2 separate regions of the Homo sapiens genome follow, and region 1 is linked to region 2. A link is a loop called in an ENCODE intact Hi-C map of the cell type or tissue named here. Cell type or tissue: PC-3. All regions are shown on one strand. Links, peaks and the distances in the headings refer to the core of each region. The heading gives the core; the rest is flanking DNA. Region 1 overlaps LOC105375409 (a long non-coding RNA gene). Region 2 overlaps LOC112267858 (a long non-coding RNA gene).

Region 1 (16,297 bases), core at 5,215-13,214, 1.4 Mb before region 2:
CTGGACAATTCTCACAAACATTTAAACAAAAATTACCTGAATTCTATGCATTCTTCTTTCAGAAAATAGAAGAAAGCACTTCCTAACTCATGTTATGAAGCTAATAATATCCTCAAACCAAAATCAGCAAAGATAGTACAGAATAAAACTACAGACACAAAAAACTCAACAAAATATTAGTAAATCTATCCAGCAATACATATGTAAATAATTATGTGTCACAACTAAATAGGAGTCATTCCAGAAATATAAAGGTGGTTTTATACTTGAAAATCAAGGTAATTCAACATATACAGGTTAAGAAGGCAAACCACACAATCATATAAATTGGCATACAAAAAGCATTAAAAATATTCAACACCCTTTCATGATGAAACTCAGAAAACTAGGAATAGACAGGAACCTCCTCAACCTCATAGAAAGCATCTACAAAAGCCTACAGTGAACATCGTGCTTAATGGTGAAAGACTGAATATGTCTCCTCTAAAATTAGAACCATGAAAGGAGGTCTACTCTCACCACCCCTTCAACACAGTGCTGGAAGTTGTAGGCACTGCAATAAGGCAAGAAAAGGATATAAACAACATATAGACAGTAAAGGAAAAAATAAAATGGTCTCTTTTCATATGGCACAATTGTCTACATCAGATATCAGCAAGCTTTTTCTGTGAAGGACCAGATAGTAAATACTTAGCTTTGTAGCAATGTGGTGCCTGTCACAAGTATTCATTTCTGTTTTTATAGCATAAAAACAGCCATATACAAAATATAAATATGCATGTTCTTATGAAAGTTAACAAAGAGAGTGTCCTGAATTTGTCCCACAACCCATAGTTTGCAAACTCTCTAGTGTATATTAAAAAAAATCCCCAAAAGTTAAAAAGAAATCCCTTGAACTAATAAATGAGTTTATCAGGGTCACAGGATCTGATATGGTTTGGGTGCATCCTTATCCAAATCTCATGCTCAATTGTAATCCTCAGTGTTAGAGGCGGGGCCTGGTGGGAGGTGATTGGATCATGGGGGTGGAGTTCTCATAAATGGCCTAGCACCATCCCCCACTTGGTACTGTATGGTGAGTGAGCTCTCATGAGATCTGGATGTTTAAAAGTATGTGGCACTACCCCCTTCTCTCTCTCTTTCTCCTACTCCAGCCACGTAAGACACCTGCTCCCACTTTGCCTTCCACCATGAGTAAAAGTTTCTTGAAGCCTCCCCAGAAGCCTGTACTGCTTGGTTTTCACACTGTTATTAAAAAATGTCTGAGACTGGGTAGTTTATAATTGGCTCATGGTTCTGCACACTGTACAGGATTCTTGATCAAGAAATCAATAATATTCCCATAGACTAGCAACTAACATTGAAAGCCAAAACTTAAAAAACAAGACCAATTAAAATCACTAAAAAAATTTAACTATTAGGCGTCTGTCTTAGAAAACATTTACAGGACGGTATGCTGTCAAGTACAAAATGCTGATGAAATAAATAACAGAAGCAGCAATAAAATGAAAAGACACACTATTCTCATAAATTGAAAGACTTACCCTAGAAAAATGTCAATTCTTCCTAAATGTATCTATAGATTTAGTGCAATTCATATCAAAATCTTCATAATATTTTTGTAGATATAATCTAGGTTAATATAAAATTAATGTAAAATAGCAAATAAACTAGAGTAGGCTAAATATTTTTGAAAAGTAATAAAGTTCGAGAAATCAGGCCACCTTGGTCTAAGACTTACTGTACAGCTACATTAATCAAGACAGAATCATGCAGAAAAAGACACATAGATCAATGGAGCAGAACAAAGAACCTAGAAAGAGATCCCTTAAAGGTATGGACAACAGATTTTGATAAAAATGTGAAAGCAATCAATAAAGGAAAGGTGACATTTTCAATACATGGCACTGGGAAAATTGGACATTCACAGCCAGAAAAATGAACTACTACCTAAACCTCACACCTTATGTAAAATTAACTCAAAATGAACTATAAGTCTACATGTAAAACACAAATTTATAATACTTATATGGGAAACATTGTAGAAAAAAATCTTTGTGACTTGGGTCTAAGAGATCTTAGATGTGATACCAAAAGCATAATCTATGAAAGAAAATTTGATAAATTGGACTTGATCAGACTTAAAAACTTCTGCTCTGTGAAATACCTCATTAAGAGGATAAAAACACAAGCCACAGACTGGGAAAGTTTATTTGCAAATCACCAATAAGACAATGGTATTATAAAGAACTCCCCAAGTTTAACAAAAAAAAAAAAAACCAAACACCACAATAAAAAAAAGGTAAAAGACTGAAGCAGACATATAACCAAAGAAGGAATGTAGATTGTAAATAAAAGCACATATAGAAATGTAGAACATCATATATTGGTTATGAACACAGTTATGCTGAGTGAAATAAGCCAATATTAAGGAGTTCCTTACTGTATGATTCAGTTTACGTAACCCTCTTGATGTGACAAAATTATAGATATGGAGAAGAAATCAGTGATTGTCAGAGTTAGGGAGGTGGGTGGGCAAAGAGGATCTGACTGTAATAAGGTAGCATGAGGGAGGGTCTTTGTGATGATGGAACAGCCCCATATCTTGTGGTGGTAGCTGTGTGAATCCATACAAGTGGTAAAATCTCTTAAAACTATGTACATGTATATATACTATATACATGTAAAAAATCAGTTCAGGTAAAAACTGGTGGAATCAAGTAAGGTGCGTAGCCTAATCAACAGTATTTGATTTTGGTAATGTGCTAGTAGATGTAAGATATTAGAATTGGGGTGAGTTGAAGAAAGGGTACATGGAACATGTTTGTACTACTTTTGCAATTTCTTGTAAGTCTATAATTATTTCAAAAGGTTATTAAAAAGGAACCATTGGACTGCCATTCCTACTGCCACCTCAATGACAATTTTATGCCAGTGAATTTGAAAACCTAAGTAAAACAGGCAAATTTCCAGAAAAATATTACTCACTGAAACTGACTGAAGAAGAAAAAGAAAATCTAAATAGTTCATATGTACACGTTAAATAAATGATCCAAAATTATAATAAAACTTCCCCCATTCACACCACCAAATAAATTTTACAAAGCTTTCAAGAATAAACTTTAGTTAAGAGAATAGATATGACACATCACAATCCAATGTGAGTAATGTCACTGGTGTCAGTTTTGCCTCTTCAATAGAAATATATACTACTAAATTGATTTTATTTTCTTCAATGTCCTATAATTTTCTTTTATCAGGTCTGTTCCAGTTACTCATTTGGAATTTGCTGTTAAAGATACTTCATGTTCTGGGAAGACAACTGGCTGATCCTAGGCTTCATTTTACCAGGACTCCTACAGAAATGCTTCCTCCTAACAGTTTAAATTTTTCTTTTCATTTCGTTTATGCATACTCAGGCATTTTTCCTGAAATTATTGATATTTATGATTCTGTATGTAGTAATGCTATTATAACATTATTTGCACAATTACATTTTAATAGATAATATAGGAAAAATGTGATCAGGAAAGATAAAAGAATGCCATGTTTCTAGTTTAGAGCTCTGGGTTTTGTCTCTGTAGTCTAAGCTTATCCTTACTGTTTTTGATAGTAACAGTCCCTTCCTTTTTTCCCTTTGTTGGAACAGCAGAAGTTCTTTACTTTTGGGCTGCATGAAAGCCATTTATCCCTATGTGGTCTACTATTCTGTCTCATGGGGCTTACCTATTCTTAAGATGGTTCTATCTATTTCTTTTCATGTCTAGAATAAGCAGAAGTTCTTCTTATTCTTTCTTTTATTTTCTATTAGGTTCTTCGGTGTGTCCTCAACTCCCCTACCTTCCCCATCAGTTCCTTCTTTTTTTTTTTCTTTTGGTCTATTTCTTTTAGATCTGCTCTAGTACCAAATAATCTCCACATTTTTCAGTAGTCTAATAACAGTGTCCTTACCATGTTTATCTCAACTGGGACATCATTACATCCCACCTGTATTTTTAGTTGCTCTTATAATTGTAGTTGGATCTGGGGACATCCTGCCTTGTAAGTGTACTAACCTTAATTACACTTACATAAACAACAATTCATCTTATATGTGTGCATTACGCCCATGCTCTCTCTCCCAGTTTTATCAGTATTGTTTTACTTTTCTGAAACCCTTCCACAGTTTAGCTGTTAAGCTCTTGTTTGGATTTTACCATCTAATTTTCCACCCTGCAAACATCCACTTCAGATAATGACTGAATATTTCACTGATATTTTCAGATATTGAAATAATGACTATCTTTTGTCTGTGACCTGTATGTTGTCTGAATTCCACCCCTTCCTTTGCTTTTTAATGTTAGTGTGGTAGTGTCAAGGAACATGATATCCATATATCCATTTATTGCCATGTGGTTTCTAATTCTCTAACTTGATATCTGAATTCTTTAGCAATATTTTGTAATTAATAATATTGTGTATTATATATTTGCCATATTTTGTATTTATTATTCTGTGGTTGAACCTATTTTATGCTCGCTATAGCATAGATTTTTTTTTTAGTAATCATGACTGGTCACTCTCTGTAAATCCTGTCATATGGATTGTTGAAATCTCCCATTAGAGTGTTAATTGACGGGCCCAGAACACCCTGGGGTCATTATATTCATCAAAATATTTATGATATGCAGCACCATCTGTTGGAAACAGAGGTTTATTTCTTCTCTTTTTTCCTAATTCTGTCTAGATCCTCCACTGTTTCAAATCATAATTATCACATCCTTTACTGTCTAGTTTTCTCTTATCCATTTGGTCTAAGCATCTTGGGAGTAGAAAATCAACTCACCTTCTATTTTAGGTTTAAACATAACTGTGTATATTTCTAGTAACTATTTGTTTACTTTTAAAAATCATGTCTGCTTAGTCTGTTACACTAGTAAATATTCCTTTACTGAGTTACAATATCTTTTAAATTTATTCGTGTTTTAAGATTGCTAATGAATTTCTTTCAGTTCTTGATCTCAAATTCTATTTTGCTTTAGTCTTATACACATACAGAAGCATATCATTCTAAAAACATGATGCTGTGCATATATACATAAAGCTAACAGAGATTCAGAAGAACATTTACATTCTGAAGGTGCAAAAAGGTCAGGCTCAAGCTTAATAACAATCCCGGAGGAGAAAATGTCATGTCATTATGTGGATAAATGCATCTTATTATCAGGTACAAAAAAATGTATAAATATAATTTGTGATATGTTTCCTGGAAAATGAAATAGACAAATCAAGAGTTTCAAAAAATGGTCCCAAATCATGAGTTCAGTGAGGAGTGGAGAGATGCGGCTGTACTAGTTTGATATTAAGAGATGCAAGGAATCTAAATTAGGCTTGGTGTGAGGAGCTTGTTTGTAGAAAAGTGAATAAAAGGTGATAATGCATCATGGTGGGGTGGGGTTGAAACAGTGAGTCTATGGGGTGAGTGCAGTAATATCAAAGGATACATTAAATGGCAAAAATGCACTGGTTAAAGATTACCGAGAACCAGCTGTGTGCCAGGCTGCAAATTCAGCAGGTTACATGTACTCGCTCTCATACTACACCAGCTCTGCAAAATGGGCAGGGTTGTGCATATTTACACATGAAGAAACTAATATTTCATATTTACACATGAAGAAACTCGTGTTTCAGAGATACTTTTTTTCATTTACCTAAAACAGCAGAGAGAAAACATGAAGCCAAGTGTTTGAGGCTCTGAAACTACATTTATCTCATCACTCTGCTCTATGGTTAGAATATTTCATCATTCATTATTTAAACATTTCTGCTCAGCTATTTCATTGAAGACTCACCAGCCCCTCCCTCTAATGCATACTTTTTAGGGGGAAAAAAAAACCTGAATCCAGCAAGCAAAATTTCTCAGTTTATCCTACAGGTGCCACTATAACCATATAATATCTCTTTCCAGCTCTTCAACTCTGATTTCTCAGGGCTGCCATAGACCAGAAATTCTAGAAGACAGAAGAAGGCAATTTATGTAGCTGACGGTTCATTTTGATAAATCTATGCGTGTGTTTACAGCTCTGTAGCTTCTATATATGTGTAATAATTGCATTTTTCCTTTTATAAAAAATTCTAAGCTTTTGAATAGAGAATATTTACATGATTCAAAAAATAGAAAGTATAAAAAGGCATATAATAAATAATCTCCCTTTCACTACCAAGTACCCTTGTCTGTCCGCTTCTTATTTGTGACCTCAAAACAGATGACCACAGTTAGTCACCTCTTGCATCATTCCAGTGTGTGTGTGTGTGTGTGTGTGTGTGTGTGTGTATACACACACATTTATATATATAGATACACATATTTATATATATAAATACTTGTTACTGCCTCATTTGATTACACAAATGGCAGCATATTATACAGACTATTCTGTACTTTGTTTTTTTACGTAAAAATATACACTAGAGATTTCTATATCAGTGCATAAAAAGTTTCTTTATATTTTTACACAACTGCATAGGATTCCGTTGTATGAATGTACAACAATTCATTTAGATAGTTCCCTGTTGATGAGCATTTAGGTTGATTTCAAGGTGCTTGCTACTTTCTGTTTACCAACTCCATTAACATAATATCAATATAATAAACCTATGAGTCAAACACTCTGATTATTACCAGGTCCCTGTGACTCATTAAAATAATCACTCCCGTTTTATCTCTGATGGTAAAGCAGAGCCACTTGGCATCTACCATTCTAGGATCTTATTATTCCCATGAAATCAGACCCTATTCCAGGGCAACATATCTATCATTATCACGTGCCTACTAAATCTGGCTTTTAAGATAGAACTTTTTAAGGCACTTTTTAATAAATAAAGGATGATGAATAAAATATCTTCTGATCTCTCTTGCTAGTTATAATTGGGTGTGGGAGGTGGCTATGCAACCTGTATATATAGAGATCCACTCAACATTTCCATATTCACAAGTCTTTGAACTCTGCTACGTACAGCTTACTCGAAAAATTCCAGCCTCATAGCCTCATTAGCTGTAGGTCACCAGTGCCCAGGCTTCAGTTAATCACAGCCAGGTGCTCCAGCCAACACATTAAACTATGAATCCTCTGTGAGCAACTCTATCTATAAATGTGGCCAGATATCATCTTATGTTTCATCTAACACACTTAGAAGCATTGCCTTTGTATGCTCCCTAGACCCCTACCAATACAAGGGGACAAGATGTCTCAACTCATTCAGTATGTTTTTTATCTCCTCTCAGAGCCAGCCTCACACTCTCCCTTTGGGCTTTGCTGGTATTTAACTCTTACCGTGGGTCTGGAGGTAAATGAGGGTTGGCGAGGCTGTGTTGGGGAGGATTGATTCCCCTTGTGAGAGAACTGCTCTAGGTTAAGTCAACAAAAGAAATTTATGTAAAGGAAATCAAAATCCCTTGGGAAAGGGGGAAAAGGGATGGGCTTCTTACCTAGGCAAGGAAGATTCAGGGAGATTTCAGGGTTCAAGACTCACAGTCTTGCATGGTTAACCAACTGTTTCTACTCCAAGTCTCAGAATCCCACTCCTTATTAACTAGTGCCTTCATTGGCACATGACACCTGGAGATGTTGAACATCTAAATGCTGCTTCTTCTCTGCATCACATACAGTCAGTCCTTGGGCCTAATATTTAGTTGTCTGCACTCTACAAATAAGAATTATTTTAATATCACCATTGAGGCTTTTTGATTCTCTCCTCGTTCTCTACATTGGAAGTTCAAGTCTTCAGGCTTTTATTTCCTTTCTCTAGCTCTCCAAGGTCATTAGGAGTAGCCAGATGACAAACTGCAATGACCACATGTTGCCATAGCTATTAAGAGCTATAGTCATTTGATCATGCCTTGCCATTCACTTCTACTGCATCCCAAACCAATGATAACCTGAGTAATTATAATATTGCTGCATACTACAGAGTACACTAGAGGATACTGTGTGCTGCATTCAGTAGAGGTCAGCCTCCTGGACCAAATGCATGGCAGAAAAAGACCAAACACATGGCAGAAAAGAATGGAAATGAGGCAGGGAGGCCAAGGGAGAATAACCGGCCTACTGGTCTTTCTCTTGTGCAAGGATGTATGCACAATAAATTCATAGAAGTGGACTTTTTGGATGAAAGGGTAGATGCATTTGTAATTTTTATAGAATTTTCAAACTTCCCCCCGTAAGGGTTCTATTATAGCAGGTTATACTTCCTCCAATCCTGTGTGTGACTGCCTTCTGCCCCACAGCTTGTCCACCGTGTGTTACCAAATGTTCTGGACTTTTATCAATATGAGAAGTGAAAAATGTTATCTGTGTAGTTTCAGCTTGCATTTCTTTTTTCTATGATGGGGTATGACAGCTTTCATATAAATCCAGTTACAAGTGGTAGAAAATGCAGCTCAATTGGTTTAAGAATAGAAATAAATATTCAGATAAAATAAAGTCAGTAGGTGCATTTGGAGACATGCCTCAATCCAAGAACCCAAAGATCTCATCAAACCTGGCTCTGCTCCAATCTCTGTCTCTGTTTCTCTCTCTCTGTCTTTCTCCCCACCTTCCCCACCTCCAGGCAGTACCAGGCTTTCATTCTCATAGCTTCAACTTGGGCAGAAAGTCCTAGGCCTGACTCTAACTGACTTCAATTTTCTCATGTACCTATCCCTGAACCATCACTATAAAGTGGGGAGGGACAGCTCTGTTTGTCCAGGCCTGAGTCACAGGAACAGCACATCCTTCTACCTGTACGTACATGTTCAGAAGTGCCCGTGTCAATACAGTGCAGCTACGCTACTCACAGTAAAAACTGTGCTCATCCACATCTCAGAGGGAGGTGAGGTGAACAACTCCAAACTCGTAAGTAAACTTGTTGTCACTCTAAGTCCAGAATCTTTGGGTGATGAATATTTTTCTTGGTCCTAATGTGGCTTCTCATAGTCCAGCAAACTATGATTAAATGAAAACCGTAATTCACATTACACACTTAACAGGGAGAGATGATCACAATTGAAGTAAAGGCTTTCATTTGGCTTTCCAGAGTTGAGGTGAGCTATTTTGTCATATGACTTTAGCCACCCTGGAAGTTTCTCTCCTGTCCTTTATCCTCCATGGCCCATTTAAAGTGAGGACTTTCAGAAGGATGCCCCTTCCATGGACTGCATCTGTTCAACATCTCATTTCCTGAGTGAGTGGGTTTAGGGGCCTGGAATTGCCTCAGGGATTGAGCAATTGAAGGCTACTGTTTGTCAGGTTAGGGTTTCTCTGGCTAAGAAACTCCCTTCAAAAGTTAAGAGACAACAGTCCTTTAAGGTGAGTTTTATTGCCCTCATTTTATAGGTGTAGCCTCTAAGCTCAGTCATGTTATGTGGTTTTTGCCTAAATCCACAAAGCTGGGGAGTGACAAAGCCAATATATGTTACCAGAGTCTACTTTTACCTCTCTATTCCACACTGATTCTCTGTGTGTGCCTTATATAAAAATAGTTTTGTTTGCAATGTCTCCATTATTTTTAGTAAAACTTTTACATCTAGCAACTCTAAGGGGAAAATTCATGCTCAATACCTGCCCTCTCCATGCTCCGCTGATTTCCTCTGCTAGTAAGAAAACAATTAAAAAACAACAACAACAAAAAAAAAAAAACAGGAAAAATTCTCACTTTGTCCTGCAGGTGCCACCCTCATCACAGAACATCTATTTCCAGCTTTATAGCACAGATCTCTCAGGGCTGCAATAGACCAGATATTCATAGAAAATGGAAGAAGCTGGTTCATTCAACTTATGCATTTCACTGCCTGGATCAGTAAGATTGGTGTATTTTTTTTTTTTTCACTGCCTGTTGTTTCACTGACTCTTCCGCCCCACAAAAAAAGCACCAAGAAACAAGCTGAAACATTTCCGTTTGTCCTGTAGGTGCCACTGTAACCCTGGGATATTTCTTTACAGATCTGCAACTGGTTCTCTCAAGGCTGGAAAGGATTAGAAATTCTAGAAGATGGAGTCTAGTCTACACACAATTCAAACTAAGGACCCCTCACACCCCGCCCCTGGGTTTAGAGTTCCATAGCTCCAACACAGAAGTGAAATCGTTTCCCCTGGAATCTTTTCACTGCCTGTTTTTTAACTGTTCTTTAGCTTGTAGGTCCTAATGAGAAAATTTAAAAATTTATATTCATTTAGTTTTTGAATAAGTAATGTTTTCATATGGCTCAAAAACAAATTAAAATGATAAAAAGAATATGCTAAAAAATTTCCCTTTTACCTATTACATATCAAAGGTTAGCAAAGTTATTAGTTTCTTTTATACTTCCAGAGACCATTTTATGCACATACAAGCAAATACTTTAAAAGCAACTTTTTATTTTGCATGATAATGTACTATAACACCTTTTTTTCTGTGTCTTAATTATTCCATATAATACTATATCTTGGAAATCCTGTATATCAGTACATAAAAATTCCTCTTTGCCCCCACCTCTCTAGCTTTGAAGTATTCCCAGTTTATGGATACACCAAAATTTATTTACCCAGTTCTCTATTGATGAACATGTAAGTTGATTGTTTTGCCATTTAAAATAATACTGAAATGAGAAGTTTTGTATAGGGTCCATTTTGCATGTGTGTCAATATACCTAAATATATCTGAGAATTCCTGCTGAATTTCTCTGCCAGTCAGAAAAAAATAATGAAAAAACAGAAAAATTCTCACTTTGTCGTGCATCTGAGGATACATGTATTTGTCATGTTTACGGGCATTTTCAAATTGCCCTTCACAGGGCTTGTACCAGCTTGTGCTCCTGGCAGCCATGTAAAAATTGTCTATTTCCCAAAAGCTTGGCCAACACAGTATGTTTTGAATTTTTGCCAATCAATCTGAGAGTTAAAAAAAAAAGTTGTATCAATTATTTTCTTATTATTATGAGTTTGAGCATCTTTTGGTTTAAGAGCCATTTGATTTAGAACTGTTTTGATTGCAAGCAATAGAAAGCCGCAGTCTACCTGGCTCAAGCAAGATGTTTATTTTCTCATCACTGAAAAGCCTAGATGGAGAATGTCCAATGGGCCTTACTCCAAAGGCTTAAATGTCACCCCCGACTGTGATTTCTCTTTCGCACTCTCGCTCTCATTCTCTCAATCTCACTCTCACTCTCACTCTCACTCCAGCTCCCTCTGTCTTGGCCCTGTCCTTAGACAGGCTCCTTTCCCCTTCATTCTCGCAGCTCCAATCTCAGCAGAGAGATCTTGCTTGCCCTGAGTCTCTCTGACCTGAATTGAACAGGATGCAGTGTTCTGACTGGCCAGGCCTGAGTCATACAACCACTTCTGGAGCCGGGGATAGAGCCAAAATCACTCAAACTAGGTGAATTGAGAGATGTGAGAGGCATGGATTCCAGGTGTCCAACAGAAGATCAAAGTGACATTAAATGTAGAAAGACAACTAAGCGCTGGCTTGGCTAACAACAGAGGTTTTAGCTGTAATTCACACCTTCAACAACACACTGTCCCTTCTACTCTCACATATCCCTTCAAAAACGCCAGTGCCTACCTAATGAAGCCATAATTAGATACCATGGAAAGTGCACTTTCCTCTTCTCAGAGGGAGACCACACAAAGACTTATCTAGTTATAGCTCCAAGTCCAGGATTTCTGGGTGATTCTTCTTAGTCAGGCCCTGGTGTGGTGGTTCCTTCTGGCTCAGCAAACTATGGCTCCAATATAACCACAAATGCAATACATGAAGGGACAGAGAAAGAATAGGATAATTATCAAAAAAATCATCCATTTGATAAGGAAGAGAATGGGAAGCAGCAAAAAGTGTAGCAATTCCTGGTGCGTAGCAATTCCCATGATGTGTAGGACTGGAAACACAAAGTATCCTGACCTGGAGGTGATGTGAGCTCCTTAGCCAATCTGGCTGCCCTGATGAGTTCTCCACAAGGATCTCCTTGTCCCTTATCTTCCGTGGCCCTGACGAACTCTGGGTGATGTAGCCCACAGGTTTGGAGGCCTCCTCTGTGGACTACATCTCTTTAGCAGCTCACTTCCTGCTGGGATAGGTTTGGGGCATTTAGGATTGTCTTAAGGGTTGAGTACTCACAGGCCTTTGTTTGCCAGGTTTGGAGTTTCTCTGGTAAAATAAGTCTCTTAAAACACTGAGGCATTAACCTGTAATATAGACAGCATATTTCACATATTTCAAGTAGACACTATAACTCAGAAATGTTAAGTTCCTTTACCTAAAGCCATACAACAGGGGTATAACAAAGAGCAGGTGACAAAGCCACGATGTTTGTAATCACGGGTGTTTAGCTCTAAGGTCTAAGCTTCTAATATACTGGTATAAAAATTATGTTTGCAGTAACTAGCAACTGTAACGTCACCTCCTTATCTCTGTCCTCCTAAACTTTGACTCCCCCTGCTCCACAAAAAAAGCACCAAGAAACAAGCTGAAACATTTCCGTTTGTCCTGTAGGTGCCACTGTAACCCTGGGATATTTCTTGATCAGCTCTGCAACTGGTTCCCTCAAGGCTGGAAAGGATTAGAAATTCTAGAAGATGGAGTCTAGTCTACACACAATTCAAACTAAGGACCCCTCACATCCCACCCCTGGGTTTAGAGTTCCACAGCTCCAACATAGAAGTGAAATCTTTTCCCCTGGAATCTTATTTCATTTTTGAATCGGTTGTGCAGTTACAGGGTTCAAAAATTAAAATGTGCAAAAACGTCTTCATTGAAAAAGAATCCCTTTATCTCTGTCCCTTTTCTACCAAGTTCCTCTACGTAGCCTTTGCCATGCTATTCCACTTTTTGTATATTCTTCCAGAGATTTTAGTGCACATGCAACTAAACATGAACATAGATTCCTTCTCCCACCCCTTTAAGCATAAATTACAGCAAGTTCTTCATATTCTTTCCCTGTATTTTTCTAAACAGCTATATATTATAGAGAACTTTCCATTATCAGTTTCTAAAATTTTTTTTATTCCTTTTAATGGATTCAGAGTTTTCCACCATGTAAATGAAATCACTTCTCCAGTGATGAACGTTTGATGCTTATTGTTTATTCTTTGGAACAATGCTGAATAGCCTTGTACATGCCTCATTTCACAGGATTGAGTATATATCTGTGGGACAAATTACACAAAAGCATAATTGCTGGGTCGAAAGATACATATATTTGCATCTTAACAAATATGTTTAATTTGCCTGCTTCAGGAGTTGTTAAACTGCTCATCAGTAAAATATGAGAAGGCCTATTTCTCCACAGCTTGGCCAATATAATGTGTTATCAATTTTAATTTAACTTTTTGCCGATATAATAGGTAGAAAATGTCATCTCATTTTTAATTTCTACTTTTATTATGAGTGAGGATGAGCGGCTTTTAGTATGCACCATTAGATATTGTTAGAAGTTTTTTTCAATTACAAGTAAATCACCTCAATCTAGCTTTAGAAAAAGAAAGTTATTGTCCTTACAACAGAAAAATCAGAGGTAAATTCAGGGCTTCCAATATGCCATCAAAGTATTCAAAGAATGCCATTGAAGTGTGCACGTCCTTTCTCTCCTCTCTCCCTTCACTCTTTCTCTCTCCTGCTCCCTCTGCCCAGGCATTCTCCATTCACTTGCTGGACTGGGAAGCTTCTAGATTGCATCCTCATAGCTCCTTCCTTGGGCTGTATTTCTTTAGCATCTCATTTCCTATTGATGCAGGTTTGGGGTTGTCTCTGACATTGAGCAATCACAGGAACATTTTGGCGGCAAGGTTGGTATTCCGTAAGTGACACAATTCACTTAAAATTTATTAGCCAAACTGTGATAGGGTAGATATTATCATCCACAATTTACAAGGGTAGAAACTATAGCTTTTAATAAACATAAGTGCCTTTGCCTAAAGCTACCCAGACAGTAAATTATAGGAACAGGATTTGTATCCAGCTGTATCTGATGGTAAATCTATGATGATGGTCAAAACACTTGTCCAACAACTCCAATAGAAAACCAATCATTACACCTCTATCCATACGCCACCTCCACCTCTCTGAAAAATAAAAATAAAAAAAGAAACATAAGATTCTTACTGTGCCCTGTAGGTGCCACTCTTGCCACGGGATAACTCTTTTCAGCACTGCAGCACCGAGCTGACATTCTAGAAGGTGGAAGAAAGCCCGCTCATCCAATTTATGCAGCTGACATTTCAGCACCAGCAATCCATATATGGCTTAGAACTCCACAACCTCACTCTACTGTTACTGTATTTTTTTGTTTAAATATATATGTGTATATATATATTTAAATATGTGTGTGTGTGTGTGTGTGTGTGTATAATTGTTGTGAAGAGTTTATGTGGTTCCCAAGATTTGAAAATACAAGGTATACAGTGAAAAAAATCCCCCTTCCAATCTTATCCCCCAAACCCATGTTCCACCTCCACCCCGTGGGTAACGATACTTCTCAGTTTATTTTCTATCTTTACTGAGATATTCATACACATACAAGCAAATACGAAAAGACATTTCCTTTCTTCTTTCTATTTTTACACAAATATTTTGCACAAACATCTTCACTTTTAAAAATTTCTCCTAACATATCTTGAAGGTATGTTCATATTTAGACAAAAAGAAATTCCTCATTCTTTTTTACAGCTCCACGTATTCCCCTGTATGATAATTTTTCATTTATCCAGGCCCTTGTTGATAGACTTTTAGACTGATATATTTTACTGTTACAGATAATAATGTAAGGAATACATATTACTTTATTTCACATGTAAGAGTCTATTTGCAGAATAAATCCTAGAAATGAAATTGCTGAGCAAAAAGGTAAATGCATTTGAATTTTGACAAACATTTCCAAATTACTCATCATATGTATTGTACCATTTTAACACTCCCACCAGCAAAGTATCATAATTCCTATTCTGTCATAAGTTACACAAAAAATGAGTTATCAATATATTGGATATTTGCAAATCTGATTGTGGAAACCTGGAGTGTCTGTGTGATTTTATTCTTATTTCTTGTATTCTAAATGAGGTTATGCATTGTTTCATTTATTAAAGAACCATTGCATTTAGCCGAGATTTTTCCACTCACAAGGGTTAGAATACCAGACTCATAGTGACTGAATCAAAGAGAGGAAATTCATTTTTCACATAACTGGACATGCATGTACTTTGATTTCAAGGTGAAGGATCAGAGGTAGGATTAGAATTTTCCTAAGGAAAATTAGAGTTGTGTAACATAAAGGAAAATGAATGAGTACCAAGATGGGTACCCAGCATCTACATGTATCTCTCTCCCTATACATACATCTCAAAAAGTGCTCATGTCTACAGAAAAATTTTAAAATCATTTACTCCTTATCTAGAGGGAGGCAACCTAGTGTTTATTACTTCAAATCTGTAATATCTAAGTGATATGCATTCTTGCTTATATCTAGACTTGGTTTCTCATGGCCCAGTAATTTATAATACATCATAACATTAATCATCCTCAATCAATATACAAACTATTAATTGATAAAGGATAATATAAGTGCCGTAAAGACTCCATTGTAAGCACAGAAAATGGGAAACACAACAGTGCTGCCTAGAACACAGTCCATGTCATGTCTTAGAGTTCCTTAGCAATATAATCTGGCCCTTCTGGTTTTGTTCTCTGGAAAATTTTTCTTTGAAATGGTCTGTGTTTGGCTGTGACTTTGAGCTGCCCACTTCCTGTCGTGTGAGTTTGGAGGACCTGGGATTGCCTAAGGTTTGAACATCCCTGACTTACCAAAGTTCTGAGTTATAAAGAGATAACTTTAGCATGCTAGACATTTAAAGGAAAGCAATATTGTCTACATTTTACAAATGAGGAAATGAAGGCTTGGAAATATTAGGAATCTTAGCCCATAGTCATAAAGATATGAGTGACAAGAGCAGTGTCAGAATCCAGGTATATTTCCTTCTTTCAGCATACTGTCATCCCAATGTGCTCTCTACAAATTGGCTTTGTTGGTAGTGCTTATATTGGTAATTATCAAAACTTTTATTTCTAGCAACAGGAAGCAGAAATCCATGGTCACAACTCCCAACCACGTTTTCTAAACTCTTGTCTTTAAAGGGGGACCAAAATAATGAAACTTCTCAATTTGTCCTGTAGGGGCCATTTTAATCATGGAATATCTCTTTTGAGCACTACAGCCCTGATCTTTCAAAGCTGCAATAGATCAGAAATTCTGGAAGGCAAAGAAGTTTGATGTGTCAATGTACGCAGCCAACAGGTCAGTGCCAGGATCTCT
Region 2 (16,297 bases), core at 3,974-11,973:
GTCAAATTAGAAAAGGAGCCCCATCAGGCAGCCCTGGGTCAGGTTTCTTGGATGGGTGGGCTGCACCACTGCTTAGTTTCCTGGTCCCTAATACTTTAAGGAGCCGGATGGGAGTGAGATCTGAACAACTCACTCTCACTTTCTACAATTCTGTAAGGGTAGGGAGTAGGAACTAGAATGGGGTGCTTTTTTTCCCTGTGAGAATTGCTATCGATCCTGTGGAGGGTTTCTCAGCCAGGAGACTCCATCACTCTGGCCTCTCTGAACTCAGAGCTCACTCACCTCCCTTTCGAAGCTAACGTGGCAGAGCTGGCTGGGAGGTGGTTACTGGCTCAGGGCCCTGAAACACTGAGTAATTCCTATGATGGCTGGGACTGGAGACACCATTCCAGACACTTCCACGTTGTCTAAAAGCAAAAAAAAAAAAAAAAAAAAAAAAAAAGTCTCCACCACCCAGCCCAAACGGTTAGAGGCAGATTCCTTGGTGCTGAAACAAGACCTATCCCTTTTATGGAAGGCCATTGCTGGAAATTTCCACCATAGAGGAAAGCCAGGGTTCTTTTTCTATTTTTTACAGAACAGGGAGGGAACAAGTCAGGGGTGAGAGATGAAAGGGGATGGCTGAAGGGAACCGCACCTCTTTTCCTGAAGTTTTTGCATGTATATGATCACTCTTAGCTTATAAAGACGAAGATTTGAGCTTCCTTGCCGATCTCCTCCAGTGTTGACCACTTTTATGGAGCCCCCAGTGCTATACTAGAGCTATGGTCTAATCAAGGCATCAACAAGCATGAAGTTTATGATTTCAGAAGAAACAGGACAAGACATATTGCACATCAAATCCTATAAACGACAATCCAGCATGGCCAACAAAAATAGACCATTGCAGCTGTGCTCTGGCTGAGTGTTTATTTATTGGAGAAGAGAAAGGTACAATCAAGAAAAGGGGGAATCATGTCAGGATGTTATTGGAGTCAAGCAGATTGACTGCCTGAAGTGAAAGCCCTGGCCATGCAGAGTAAAGGCCAGCGATTGGGTCAGAGGCAGGAGAACATTGGAGGCATGGACTTACAGCCCCAGTATTGATTTTACATTGAATTCCAGGTTTTGCTGCAATTAAAAGCTACTGCAAGGTTTTGAGAAGAGAAATGGTATGATCAAATAATTAGAGCAATGTGGTTTTCATTTTAATTAGGAAAGACCACAGGGATGAGAGAGATGAGAGGATCAGCTTGTGAGGTAATTCACTAACCAAATAAGTTCAGGAGCCAAAGAGGTCTTTCTGAAATCGACAAATTAAAGCTACAGTGTTGTCTGACATTATAACAAGAGGTTTTTACTGTTATTATTATTAATTTTATCTGATTCAGTTACCTTGTTAGTTCTGACAGACTTGGATTGCTAGCTTGATTAGTTCCCTCTTATTTGTCCAGAAACACCAAAACACCAAAATTATACCATTTTATCAATGTATGCCTTTATATATGGCTATGGTTTAGGCAAAGTGAAGAGAAAAATGTCTAGACTAAAGGTGACTGAATTCTTTCTCTATCTTATTTTGAAAAGAAGGAATTCATGTGTTTCTTTCTCATCGTCAGCCCTAGTCTTTTTGGGACATTTTAGTCTGAAATCTGAATGTGCTTACCAGCTGGGAAAAAATTTGACATTTACTTGATTTTGTCCCTTGGAAGTAAAAAAAAAAAAAAAAAAAAAAAATGGCAGCTTTATTAAACAACAAGTCTGCTTATTTCTTTCTTCAATCCCTCCCCAGGTTGCAGGCTCTTTTCAAAGCTCTGGTAGACCTCTAACCAGTTTTCTAAAGGTAATTTCCCAAAGTGCTGCCTCTAGCCATAGAAAATGCCACGTAGGTTTCTGGATTTATAAAGGCCGAGAAAGCCATTTTGGTTACATTTGCAGCTTTTTCTGTGGTTCTGGGTGGTAACGCCCGATTGCCAACATTATTCTTTCCTTCTTCTGGGAAGAGCCATAATTGTACTTGGCTTGGTTGACACAAAGGCCTCTGAAAAATATGAAGCTGATCCCTCTAGTGTTCTTTTGTGAAGACTACAGTACAGAATGTTGAAGGGAGGGAAACAGCAGCACAATGCCACAAACAACAGCTCCAAAAGTTAATTTGTTTTTTAAATGACATTAATAAAATGATTTGCAATGACAGTTTTGTGTGCTGCATAGAGTAGTGACAAAAGAAAATGTTGGCACTTTGAAACAATTCATATATGTATTGCAGGCATGCAATTGGCTACCTTTATGGGAGAATGTGTGGCATTGAGAATTATCTGAACAGATAATAAACAATTTAAATAACATTGGCCAGAGTTATCAGAGGTACAGAGGCAATGTAAACTTGCCTCGTTTTCAGAAATGAATTTACTCCACTGGGTAGGATTGTCTGACTATATTCATAGGCTTTTTCTGGTCATAAACAGAGAAGAAGAGATTTTACATATTTCTACATTCCATTTCTGATGTTCCCTGATATTCAATAAAAACAGTATGCTATGTTCTTTATGTTTTTCTTTGACATTTTCTTCTACGTTCAGACATTTATTAAACAGCTATTCTATTCCAGGCACTGAAGATACAAAAATGATAAGAGAGACTCACTTCTCTCAATAAACTACATAATCTCACTGGGAGATAACTTCTAACTACAATAGAGATGTATGCAAAGAGCTTGGGACAGGGAAATGATATTAATTATTGATATTATTTAGTAAGGGGGATGAGATATTTAAACTGGGTTTTGAGGAATGACTGAGAGTTAGAATTCTCAGGTTGGAGACGATTGATGATTTGGCATCTCTAACTAACAGCTTGATTGGGTCCAGTTTTTAGAGAGAGCTGTGGCACAGTGGGCAGCTGTGCAGCCTTAGCTCCTCCTGCAAACCACCTCAGAATTAGTCCAGTGTCTCTTCTAGTAGCTTCTACCGTTCACATTAAGTAAAAAGAGCTACACCATAGAAATGTCACTGTGCAGTTTAATGAACATAAAATGTGGAAGCATCATAGGGATCGATATTTGGACTGCTGCTATAATTTGGAGCAGAAAGAGGAACTGAGAAAGCAAAACTAAGGGAAATAGTGATAGTAGAACCAAATTCGCTGTGCAGCTAAAAGCAGGTCCTGATTGAGGGAGTCAGGCTCTGTTTGATGATTTCTAAGAGCGCTTCCAGTTCTAAGAGTCCATGAGTCAATTTTCAGAATTATTATTCAAAGGATTGATTGCCCCAGAGTCTAGGTAACCACACAGCCGCTTGAGATCCTACCACACTGATATTTCCAGCAGGCGTTGCCTAACAAGTCTTGTATAAAAAAAGACCCCCAACTGACAAGATAATATGAACAGTGACACTGATATGAAAGTTCACTAGCTGGAAGACATTGAGGCAGTTTTCAAAGGCTTTTAACTCTGACTCTCTTGGGCTATATTTTTACACATTCAGATCATTTGGTTCATAAGTAAGATTAATGCCATCTGCAGTTACTATATTTACAGTTTACATGTACCATCAAAACCAATTCATAGTCATAAAAGTTAAAAGCATGTTAAAGGTCTTTAAAATGTAGAAGGCAAAAATTGTGTTGTAATTGAGCATGAATGTCAATATAGTAAAAAAAAGATCTTATAGGCAGTTAAAGTATTATTATTATTGTTTTATTGAGACTTAACTTTAGTATTTCAATAGCTCCCTAATCTTACAACAAAACATATTTTAATGGCAAAGGCACCAGAGTATCCATCTAATGAAATTACTCAAGTGTAAAATGCCATAAGAGGCATGCTGAAACACATATTAAATAGGAGAATTGAGAACTGCAGATTTAAATTGATCATGCTCATTGCTGGTTCTCACAGTTCTTTGGACATCAGAGTTTTTCTTGTAAAACCTTTCTTCTAGGCTGTGAGTTCCCATCGGTATCTTGAGATCGCCCTTCTGTCTTTAGCCTCTTCACTCCTGCATTCATCACAGTGAAGATTGTTGCATCCATCCTTCCAGTGTAAGATAATTTTTATACATGCTCTCAGAACAAATGGATCCTAAATGAATCTGGGAATCAAAATTTACATATTTAAAAGGAGATCTGCATTTTGTAGTGGGGATATATACTAATTATAGAAGGGGTATGGAGAATGAGAGAATATACATCGTGAGACAGGGCATAAGTTCATTATGCTCTTGAAATCTAAGGATGGCTTACACTTGAATTTCCCAGGGATCTACATCCTTTGCAGGTAAATGAGTTCATGGCCCAAATTTTATTGGCTGATTTTATTTTCATGAATGATGTTGGACTTGAGAACTTCCAAAATGCCCATCTTCTACCAGACATTTTAAAAACTGTCTCCAGGGGATGTCTCCCATGTGTGAAGGAATAAGCAACTTCTCTTGACCTGCAGCTGTATTCCTGCACACTGCAGGGTCTCTTTCTCTCTGCTTTTCCCTGCATTTTAGCTCCCCATCCAGTGATGCTAATGCTTTCCCAGGTATATTAGCTACTGTGCCTGACACTGCTGATTTTTACTGGATATTGACCCAGGTTCTTTAGAATCCTTGAGATGCCAAATCTGGGAAGAGAAAGAAGGAAGGGAGGGAGACAGGGAGGAGAGAAGGAAAGATTTTTCTCCCTGATTTTGTTTCATGATTGACAGTGCTGTTTATGCCTTGGCGTGTTACGTAGTAAAACATTCTTTGAAGGTTTTACATACAGCTCTTTCTCACTGAGACTCAACATTGTCTATATGCATAGAAAAAATATCAAAAGGTAAATTTGGGATTCAAAGTTATTTTTATTTTCTTCTCAATACTTAAAATTTTCATTAAAAATTTTGAGTAGGTATTAAATTTTACTTAAAAAAGAAAGGAAAACATCTACAACTTAGGGTTCTGAGCTTGAGTAAGAGGTCCCCAAACTAAAATTTAACAGGGAAAACCAAAATCAGTTTACCATTCTGAGTTAACAATTTTATCAATTATTGATTTGTACCCCATTTATACATAAAAGAGTTTGATGGCATCTATGATAATTAGAGAAAAGCCAAGGTTAGAAATGAAAGATAAAGCCCAAAGAAAAGGAGAGTATAAAGAGTGCTCAAGGAAGAAATAAAAGTAATTTACTCTGATAAAAAAGAATCTAAAAAGACTAATGGAAAAAGACCTTGTCACTGAGGAAAATGAGAAAGAAGGAGGCACTGCTTACATCAATAGGTAGTTCTCTGTCTTTATTTTCTATGGCGCTATATTGTGAAATCCTGCTAGCTCTTTGATAGCTGACCTGGAGGGCTAAACTAAAAAATCCAATTACTTTTCTAGAAGCTGTAGTGATGACCAACTAAACTGTGGCCCTTGGGGACAGTATTTGTATCCTTTGACAGCAATTAATGAAACCAATAAATCAATTAGTTAAATTAAATTAAGGTCTACCCAGCTGTTTCCACAGCCTACCCATGTGTAACTAAATGTGATTATAAGAGTGCCCTTGATGTGAAACGGATACAATTCAAGTGATCTTTGCTGTCTTTATGTCCTAACTGTACCCCCATTTTATAGAATTATAGTTATTCTACTTTTATCTTGGCTCTATATTGGAAGAACTTTGCTTGGGGGAGAGTTCTTGATGGAGGCAGCAGAAATACTCTTTGTTTGTACCACTGAGTGATAAGCAACAACACCAGGGACCAGTTTGTTCTATTTGTTTTTTTCTTGGAGTTAATATATCTCATTTTTCTTCCAAAATAATCACTGTATCAATATCTGTTTTCAGTTTCAAGGAGGAGGTCTTTTCTTCCTTGACAATGCTGACTCCTCCAACTTCTGCCTTTTTCTCTAAGACCTTTCTGATTGCTCTCCTTCCCTCACTGGATTATGCTGTTCCTCTGGTTAGCTTCATTTTATTTCCCTACTTCCCAAAGAAGTAAACTGTTTCCCTGATTCTGCTTCTTCCCCATCTCCTCCACACATCAGCATTCTCACATCTCCAGCCACTCTTCTCTGTGTTATCAATATATCTTCTCTACATTATCAATTGCCTACCTGACAGGTAGGCAATTGTTCTCTACTGATCATGACAGAGTTAGCCTGTCCCCACCCAAGATCCTCCCCTTGACTTCTCTCTAGACTTGGACACTCTTGACCAATCCTTCCTTCCCAAACTGCTGTGAGATTAGCCATAATACATAATCACATCCTCTCTTTACCTCTTTGAATATGTATTCTTTATCACCTTCATTAATTCTTACATCCATCAATTCCCTCTCATGTCCATTAAATATATATCAAGTACCCACTTGGAAGGCATTGCTTTAGGTCCCAAATATAAAGATAAATAAGACATGCCCTTGAGCAGCTCATAGGATAGTAGAGGAGGCAGAGGTGCCCAGAGTGCTATAATGTGGCCGAATTGTAATAAAATCTGCTACAAGGATATACAGGAAGAAGGGATAATTTTGCTGGGTTGTAACAGAAAAGGACAAGGTAGTGATATCTATGTTGAGTGACCAGGATAAGAAGAAATAAGTTATTTCAAACATGGAGAGTGGGATGTATAGAGACCTGGAGTCATAAAATCCGATATGGAGTTTGGTGACTTTGAGAGTATTGTCTGTGCAAGACAATGTTGAAAATGTAGACTGTGGCCAGACTCTGAAGAGCTTTGAATGCTGGACTAGAGTTTAGACTTTTTCACTAGAAATGTGTGGGTTAAGATTTTTGAGAAGATTCACATAATCTTACATGAGTTGCAAAAGACACTTGTCAGCAGTGTGGGGAATGGATTGGAGTTGGGGGACCATTTAGAAGCTCATTTCAATGGTCTAAGAGAGAAATGATTAGGACCTGAACCAGGATAGCTGTGGTGGGAAAGAGTACTAGACAGCTTCTGCAGGAAAAATGGGTAAAAGATAGTGTTGATTTGATGTTGAGAATTGGGGATAGAGAAAAACAATGTAAATATAACTCCCACATTTCTGAAATAATTTTTAGGAGCTGTCATGCCCCTGTGCAAATGTTCTAATACTTTCTCACTGTCTCTTTGCAGTGTTTGAAATAGAGTTTCTGTATCAGTCATCATTCTTTTGGTTATAAGCAAAAGAAATTGACTCTGCCTAATCACTCTGAGAAAAAAAAAGAATATTTAGATGGATACTGTGGTTTCTCACAAAGGTCAAGAAAGGCTTGAACAATCCAGCATCATGAAGGGCAGAAATCAAACTAGTGACAGGTATCTCAGAATAAGGAATTCATGAATATTTTCTCTAGAATTCTATTATTGAAGTAAATGAATTCCCACAACCCTAGGCTCTCAGTTCAAATCTGTACACATTTGGGGTCTGATTGGGCCTAAGTGAGCCAGTTGTTTGCTCAGCTTCATTCAGCTGAGACTATAGGAGCAAGGTCAGACTGTACAACTCTGGCCACTAGAGGCCATATCCTTGTGTTCAAGGTCAGCCTCTAAATAAAGAGGGGTCTTTGGGAGTTGGACAGATACCCCATGGGAAGGGTGTTCTATATGCCCTGAATTGTTTTGTGTCATGGATCTTTCCCAGAAAAAATACTCAATTACAAAAAATACATAAGGAGTTTCATGAATCCTTTGAAAATTATGCACAAATCCATATTAAGAACCCCTTTTCTTAAGAAATAAAGTTCACACTTCTTAGCCTGACTTGCAAGGACCTTTGTGATTGGATTTCTAAGAGCCTCTCACTGGTCTTGTATCTCATTCTTCTTTCTTCAAACACTCGCAGTTAAAGAAAAAATTACTTTCCAAACTCTGAAGCTTTAATCATGTCATCTCTTTTCTTTATAAGGAATGTCCAAATCCTCTTATTGAAAAATCCTACTCATCCTTTAATGGTCGAACTGAAAACCTGTTTCTTTTATGAAGTCTTCCTTGACTCATCCATCAACACAGGGGTGACGCCCTCTCTCTTCTTATCAGTCATAATACTTTATACCTATTTTTCTCATGACATTTATTACTTTCTTCTTTCCATTATAGTTTCTATATAGCTTATCTTTGCTTTTAGATCCCAAGATGATCATAAACAGAAACTGGGTGTCATTCAGCTTTATGCCTTGCACCTCTAGTGTTCTCTGCGTGCGTGGGGCTCTCAAGACAAGCTTGAAAAATGAGTGAAAGGCTACTTACTGGGGAAGAAAGGGCCCCTGTCTAATTTTATCCTGCTTGTATTTTTACAAGCTCTTCTTTTCAGAGGAATGAGTTATTTTTTCCTTATTTTTCTTTTTATTATACTCATTTTCTTGGGCTTTGTTTTATCTCTGCTTATTTCCCGGCAAATCCTATCTTCTTCTCCTTTTTATTTTTCATTTTCCCATCGTGATAAAAATTTCCCCCTTTAGTTTTCTAAAATTATTATTAATTTGAATGACTTTCTTGTTTTCATTTGTCCTAAAAACCACAGCCTTTACTTTGGCTTCATTATTCACAGGCGGGAAAAATCTGATCATTTAGATAAGCACTTTCTCCTAATTGAAAAGCATTGTTTTCAGATGCACTAAAGGGGAGCTAGAAAATCACAGAAAACAGTGACTGATACTTATATTTTAAACAGCAGCGTTTTGCTCATTCCCACTCCACTCCAATATTTTTACTTCCTTAAAAATGATAGATTTAGAAATCACCACTAAAATATTTAAATTAACTTGAGCTGAATGAAAGAGTCTCTTCTCTTTGTTTCAAGTGCAAAACCACACTTGCAAAATGGCCCAATAGGAATCTTTTCTCTGTGTGAACTGTTTCCTGGTGGAACTGGGATTGGAGGTGGTTGGGGGTTGTTATGCCATGCATGGAAAAACAGCATCCTCTGCTGGTGGGAAGGCCTCTGAGGCTTGAGAAGCCTGAGTGTTGAGAGTCAACAAAGCTTTGGAAAATTCTTAGCTAGCATATCCACTACAGATTGGAAATCAATTCAAGATTTCTAATGATTATCGCTCATGATATAACTGAAACTTAGTTAACTTCACAACATTGAAAATCAGTAATAAATCTTCCTATCCTTCTTTTTTCTCCTCCCCCAGGACTTTCCTAACAGTTAAGAATTGCTCTTATTCTTAAATCCCTCAGAAATTCTCATGATGCAAAATTTTTATTATGGTTCCATAACAACATATGTTGGTTCAATGAGAGCAACTTGATGTCATCATTATCATTAAATATTTCATTAGAAATCAGCTATGGCGGTGTTCTTGGGTTCTCTATGTAGCTGCTTTATTAGGGAGCCCATCTCATAAATTGATGTCTTCTTGGTATTTATACACCCTTGGCTGGGGTCCTCAACCAGCCATCATTAAATGAAATTTCCATCTGTAGCAAATATGTGTGAAAATGAATGTATCTTGTATTTATTAGAAAAATATGGTAGTTGACATTTTCTTCTGTCTCATACAGACCACGTTGGCTCAGCTTGGCTTCTCCTACTTCGGATTTCTGTCAGTTAGCTAACACCCCAAATTATTGGCTTTACCATGCTACTCATGAAATCTTGCAAAGTGGCATCTCTCTGGAGGAGAAGTAAGGTGGGGTAGAGTTAAGGACAAATAATCACTGGGCAAATACAGTGACTTTTATAAGATTTATGAATTGCAAAATTTCATCCATCCATCTCTGTAATTGTCAGGCACACGTAGTTTGTTGTTGTCATGACTGACATATTTCCCAGAGTGACCATCTGCTGTATGAAGCAATATGAAGACAGGAGAACATTCCACAGGCTTTTTCAATAGGAAAGTCCCCAGGAAGTTCCATTTGTAGGTATTTTCATATGAACTTGATGGGTTGGCAGTTTCTTTCATTAGTGTGCTTCAAGGACTGTGTCCATGCTATTACTTTTTATCTCTAGCTCATTTGGTATTAAAGAAGTTCCCAGTATCATATCAGCACATTTTCTAAATTTCAAATTGGTTTCAATTTAAGGCATGTTGTTTTAAGAATGATACCCATTTTTTCTCAGGGGGCCTGACGCAGATCTGAACCAAGTCTGGGTTTATCAAAATTTTTTCTTTGGTCTGGTTTCATGGAGAAGGTTAATAACTAGTAACTAATATCTGCATACATTCTTTTGCCTTATAATCACAACCACATCCACTTACAGTTCTATATTCTAATTTCTTTATGATGAAGCAATTAGCATTAAACCATCCTGAGCTTATTATGATTACAATGGCTGCTATAATCATAGTTAGTCATAACTATAATTATCATCACAAATATAGTGGCTATTAAACTAAATTTTAATAACTCACTCTATCATTAATATAATCGTTATTGTTAACTTCATGCCTTCTTATAAGCTGCATAATAATGAATAATTGACAAAGAAGTGGAAATATGAATCACGAAGCACAGAATAAGAAATCCCGTTCCCTGTACTAATGGTGTAAGTACCAAAATTTACTGATAAACTTAGAGTTTGAAACTCAACACATTCTTCTCAATACTAATAGTTTTATGAATAATGTTGAGTCTTCCAAGTAAGCTTCTGCTTCAAAATCTATTTAAAGTATAATACAGATTAATATAAAACTAATAGGACAAGCAAGAATTGGATTGGGCATCTAGGTCAGCATCAAGCCATACAGAGAAGGAGGGAGAAAGAGAAAGAAATTTTCTTTTCTTTCTTGGAAGCAAGGCTGATGATAGGCAAAGTTTAATAATAGTGCAATTTTCTCTCACCTCCAGTTCTAGTTCACTACAGTGGAATCTCACCTAAGTTATGCCAGGATGGTGGGAAAATGGCTATTTTATTTAGGATCACTGAGCAGAGGAAATGAACGCAAACCTTGGAAAGAGGCTTCCACCCACATGTCGGGGGCTTGTCCTTGCCTGTAGCTGTTTTCTTCCTTACCTGGCTCTCAGCATTTGAGAGTGCCAAGAGTTTGGGATACACTTCTGTTGTAAAAGAGTTTGGGGTGTCAGGGAAGAAATCTGGAGGTTAGCAGCTTTTGCGCCTCTATTCTTCACTTTTTTTTTTTTTGAGACGGAATCTTGCCCTGTCGCCCAGGCTGGAGTGCAGTGACACCATCGCGGCTCACTGCAACCTCCACCTCCCGGGTTCCAGCGATTCTTCTGCCTCAGCTTCCCGAGTAGCCGGAACCACAGGCGCATGCCACCACGCCCGGCTAATTTTTGTAGTTTTTAGTAGAGACGGGGTTTCACCATGTTGGCCAGGCTGATCTTGAACTCCTGACCTCGTGATCCACCCACCTCGGCCTCCCAAAGTGCCGGGATTACAGGCGTGAGCTACTGTGCCCGGCCTCTTCTTCACCCTTAACTTACCGTCTGCAGTTCTGTTTCCGCAGTCTCTCCTATAGCTGCCTTCTACTGGTCATTCTTAGTAACCCAATTTAGCGCAGGCTTTTCCATCTCTTGCTACAACTACTGTTGGAGATTTCATACTTCCATACTCTCCTTTCCCAATCTCCAGTTTTTCACCTATACTGCTCTTGATTTTTTTCTCCTCCAACAGAACATTATTTAATAATATATTCTGTCTTCAACACTGTGCTATGTGGTGTTATTCCCTTGCTTAAAAATCTTTACAGCTTTCTTTTGCCTATATAATAAAGTCCAAATAGACCCAGTAAGCTACTCTCCTAGAACATCTCCTAGTATGCTGCATCTTTTATGCTATGACTCAGTAACACGGTTCTCTGAATGTAGCATGCATTTCCACATCATTTTATGTTTTTCCAAGCTGTTTCCTCTGCCAGGAATGTCTTCCCCCTTATTTTCCTGTCAAATGCTTGCTAGTCCTTCAAGATCAAATTTAAACTTTTTTTTTTCATGAAGTATTTCCCAATTGCTAGTCTCATTCACCTTAAAAGTAGGATTAGTGGCTCTTTTCTGTATTTTTAACTGATAACTTTACTGCAGTCCTTCATCTAGCACATATTTCCATCATCAGCTATGTGCCAGGCACTATGATAGACGTGGAGGATGAATGACACAGGCAACGACCCTGTCCACAAGGAGCTCATCTTCTTTTATTTTGGCCTGAGAAACTACAGTGATAGATTTGCCATTTACTTGAGAAAGGCCATAAGGGGAAACAGGGGTGGGGGTAAAAACAAGAATTCAGTTTTTGGAATACGTTCAAAAGATCTATTGTACAATATGGTGACTACAGTTACTACTAATGTATCGTATTTTTAAAAAATGACAAGAAAGAAGATTTTAAATGTATTCACCACAAAAATGATATGTATATGATGTAATGCATATATTAATTAGTTTGATTGAGCCATTCTACAATGTATACATATTTCAAAACAAGCAGTTGTACACAATGAATATATGTATATAATTTTCACTTAAGTAAGTAATTTTTTTTAAAGAATGCAGTTTTTGACCTGATTGTGAAACACTATTGGATATACACATAGAGGCACAATGTGGGTAGATGAATGAATGAGTCTAACATACAGGGGAAAAGGTATGTATTTGGGAATTGTCAAATATATGTCTAGAAGGCTCCTTAAAGTCATTAGATGAATGAGATCTCCTGGGAGAATGAGAAGAGTAGAGATCCGAGGACTAAACTAGGGGGTCACTTGAATGCTGGAAAGACAAAGAAGAGCCAGCACAGGGGATCAGGAGAGCAATCAGTGAGATGGGAGGAGACCCAAAAGACAGTGATAAATGAAGAAGGTGTTTCAGGAAGGAAGGTTGTGCCCAACTGTGTCAATGTTGCTGATGATCTGAAGAAGATGAAGACTAAGAATTTATCTTTGGATTGGTAATGAGCTGGTCACTGGAGACTCTACCAATGGTCGATTTGTGGGGTCAAAAGTTCAACAGGAGTGAGTAGAGGAGAGAAAGAAAAGAGAGGAAGCAGAGACAGCAAGTATAGATAATTATTTCTAGTGTTGTAGTGTCAAGGAGGTAGAGAAGTCAGGCAGTTAGTGGCTGGAGGAATGGGAGATCCCAAATTCATTTGCATGGTGATGGACTGACCCAGTAGAAATGGAAAATGTCATGACATGTATGAGACAAAGGACAACTGCAGCAGCAGTGTCCTTCAATAGGTAAGAAAAGGGTTGTCCTTAGGAGCACTGACCACTGATCCATTTTAATTGTGGGGAATGCAGAGTAGGTGGGCCCACATGCTAATATCTTGGTAGATTTGGTAGTAAAAATGGTGGTAGTGGTTGTGGAAATTCTCGCTTTTTTTTTCTTTTTTCCAGAGTGAAGTAAAAAGCCAGTCCAGCTGAGAGTGAGAGACAGGGAAAAGGCTTAGAGGTTTGGGGAGAGAACAGAAAGAGTGAAATAATGATCTAGGAAGAGAGATAATTCATCTTCCTTGTATTCTTCTATTTCTTTTCAATTCTATCTTTCCCACTGGAACTCCCTTCACTGAACTTCCAGCAGAGGCTTTTCCCCAGAGAAGGGTCTTGAAAAATGTTGACTGCATTAATTAATTGGAAGCTCTTCTCTTTCAAATCTGGGCATGGGGGACGGTCAGCGGTTCAAGGCTGTTTCAAAGGCTTTGGATAATTAGACTACTCTCCCTTGTAAAATTTACCCACAACCCTTTCCATCTTTCTGTATTTTAAACTAGTAATTTAGCACGCTTGCATCTGAGCCACATTTTGCAAAAATATGTTTCTGTTGACATCAGATAAGAGTTGAGTTGTGAAATACATCTCTTTAAAGGATTAACTACGCTTCCAAAAAGGCTCTTTGTTGTGAGATTTGCTAACAGATGGGAAATTCTAGGCTCTGGGTGTTAACAGTATTCTTGTGATTGCAGAAAAATAGCTTCATTTTGTGTAAGCAAAATGAACATATACATGTGAAACATGATGACATTGTAAGTAAATATGCAAATAAGAATAGAAAAACATAGTTAAGTTGCTTATGGAGTAGAGAAATGAAAATGGAAAAAGGTTGTTTGTTAATTAACCAGAGCATGCCTAGAAAATATTCTCTCTACCATTTGCCTTCCCAGCATGGTTTCAGGAGCTGGGCTGGCAGAAGAAGTATTTGATACAGCCCTAACTCTCAAATGTGATACAGTTTTGGAGAGAAGCCGTCCTTGTTTTAAAGCATTGGAAAAGTGCTAATATAAGGTGTGGCAGCAATTCTGAAAGCAGTAGAAATCTAGTTTAGACTGAAGCAGTTAGGAAAGGCTTCCTGGAGGAGGCAGGCCTTATGCATTGGCAAACTCTTATTTCTTTGAGTGTAACTTGTGTTTGAAGGGCTTGCTTTGATAAAGTGGAAACTCTCTGGCTTTAAACTTCTATTACACTGGGCTTTCTCTCTAATTAATTTTTTATGGGTATAAATTATATCCCTTCAACTGCCGTGTTTGTTATTCAACAGACATGTTTAGAGCCTACTAAGTGGCCTGGCGCTATGGGTGCCCTTGTGAACTATTTGGTGTCTGCCTTTGAGAAAAATCATAGTATAATAGACAGAGGTTAGCTGGTATGCTTCCTTTTTTTTTTTTTTTTTGCTTTTAACCCAACTATAGTAAAAATTTCCACTTCTTGCTAAGCTATATATCAATTTTTTCCTCTCTTCAAGAAAAACGTCTTTTTAGGTTGATATATGGAAGATACTGGCAAAAATCACTTGGCCAGTAAGGCTCCTGAGGTACTGCTTGGTGGGGAAAGTTGAGGAATTATAAGGAGCATCTGTGGGGTGTGCACAGGAAGAGCCTATTTTAAGTTTACTGTCTAAGTAGGAGATGAATTTCCTTCCAGAAAGGGCTTCTCCTCCGCCTTCCACTGTAGAAGATGCTGATTGTTGAGAAGCTTCACTTGCAGCAGATTCTGGGCTCTTAGGTATAGAAGAACAAGGGATGACTGCTCCTTTTCATTTAGCACATATTTATCAGTCACCTACTATGTGCAAGGCACTAAGACAGATGTGGAGGATGCACAACAATGGCACAGGGTCTGCCCTCCACAAGCTTATATAGGTTGAGTATCCCTTATCTGAAATGCTTGGGACCAGGAGTGTTTGGGATTTCAAATTCTTTAGAATTTTAAAATATTTGCATATACCTAATGAAATGCCTTAGAAATGGGACCCAAGTCTAAACACGAAATTCATCTATGTTTCTTATGCACCTTATATACAGAGCCTGGAAGTAATCTTATGTAATATTTCAAAATAAATTTGTGCATGAAACAAGGTTTGGATTGCATTTTGATTTCAACTTATCACATAAGACCAAGTGTGGAATTTTCCACTGTGGTATCATGTTAGTGCTCAAAATGTTTTGGATTTTGGAGCATTTTGGATTTCAAATTTTTTTTTTATTAGAGATTCTCAACCTGTATTCTATTACAGACAATAAGTAAATAGAGAGATACATAAATAGCTCGTGTACTGATTATTGTTATGAAGAAAAACAAGCTGTGTAAAGCAGAGTAAGGGGGAATGAGAGAGAAAAGGAGAAGCAGTGCTATTTTGGATTGAGAAATCCACTCTGATGATGTGAAATTTGCACAGAGACATGAAGAAAGCAAGGAAATGAGGAGCATGTGGGTCAAGGAAGAAGCTCATTCCAGGAAAGCAAGAGACTTAATGAAGGCTAGGAACTTAGGCACTGTCCAACCGGCAGGTGCACAGATGACCCTCTGTAGGAGGCTGGCATGGCTAGTGGCTGATGGTGTGGCTGGAAGGGACAGCGGGGAGGGGGTGGCAGCAGCAACGTGTAATGTGGGACTCACAGAGGCACAGTACGAACCAGCCAGATGTCTCTTCTTAGCCATGCTGGCCGAATATCCCCTGCCTCATGGCGAGGACTTGATCTCTTACAGAGTTCTGACTCTGTTATCTCAAAAAGCCCTCTTGTCATTTTCAGGAAGTCCTGAGGTTGTTACTGCCTCTTGCTTATAAAAACCTTTACAGCTTCTTTTAGGGCACTTGGGAGAGTATCTCTTTCCTTCCCATGTCCCTTAGAGTCATGGAGAAACCAGTTCCTGCCACCTCCCAAGCTCATCTTGGACTGGGGTCACCCTCTCTTCCTCCGTTGCATTTCCTTCACCATGGCAATTTCCTCTGATTCCTCCTTTTTCTTCCTGATGCTTTTCAGACCCTCCTCATCAGCAAACCACATGGCTTGTTTCTGCTTCTGCTCCTGCTATAGGTCCTAATATTGGCACCCTTGACTCAGAAAGATCTTCCCAGGCCACCTAATACAAAAGTAGTTGCACCCTTCTCAACATTACCCTGCTTCCTTCATATCTCTTAATATTAACTTTCTTAATATTAATTTTCTTCATATTCACAAAATCTCAAAGGATCT

The links. Hi-C counts contacts between places; a loop is a spot of excess contacts. Peaks named below come from ENCODE experiments on the same cell type or tissue, not always from the same donor. Only the 100,000 strongest peaks of a DNase experiment are listed, where the experiment ranks them.
Region 1: it touches region 2 in a loop (21-fold over the local background); 10 of 110 quality-filtered maps call a loop at or near these places.

Annotation. Positions count from the first base shown.
Region 1 is chr7:95,684,126-95,700,422 of GRCh38, reverse strand. All of the region lies in intron 2 of LOC105375409 (a long non-coding RNA gene), which reads right to left. Among named protein-coding and RNA genes, the nearest start is that of DYNC1I1, 80 kb to the left of the region's middle. In PC-3, for the core only: CTCF peaks have their summits at 9,755, 12,289 and 12,488 (motif pointing right); DNase peaks (open chromatin) are centred at 8,742 and 11,302; H3K27ac peaks cover 536 bases; H3K27me3 peaks cover 619 bases.
Region 2 is chr7:94,281,719-94,298,015 of GRCh38, reverse strand. All of the region lies in intron 2 of LOC112267858 (a long non-coding RNA gene), which reads left to right. Among named protein-coding and RNA genes, the nearest start is that of COL1A2-AS1, 100 kb to the left of the region's middle. In PC-3, for the core only: a CTCF peak has its summit at 8,849 (motif pointing left); a DNase peak (open chromatin) is centred at 8,825; H3K27me3 peaks cover 231 bases.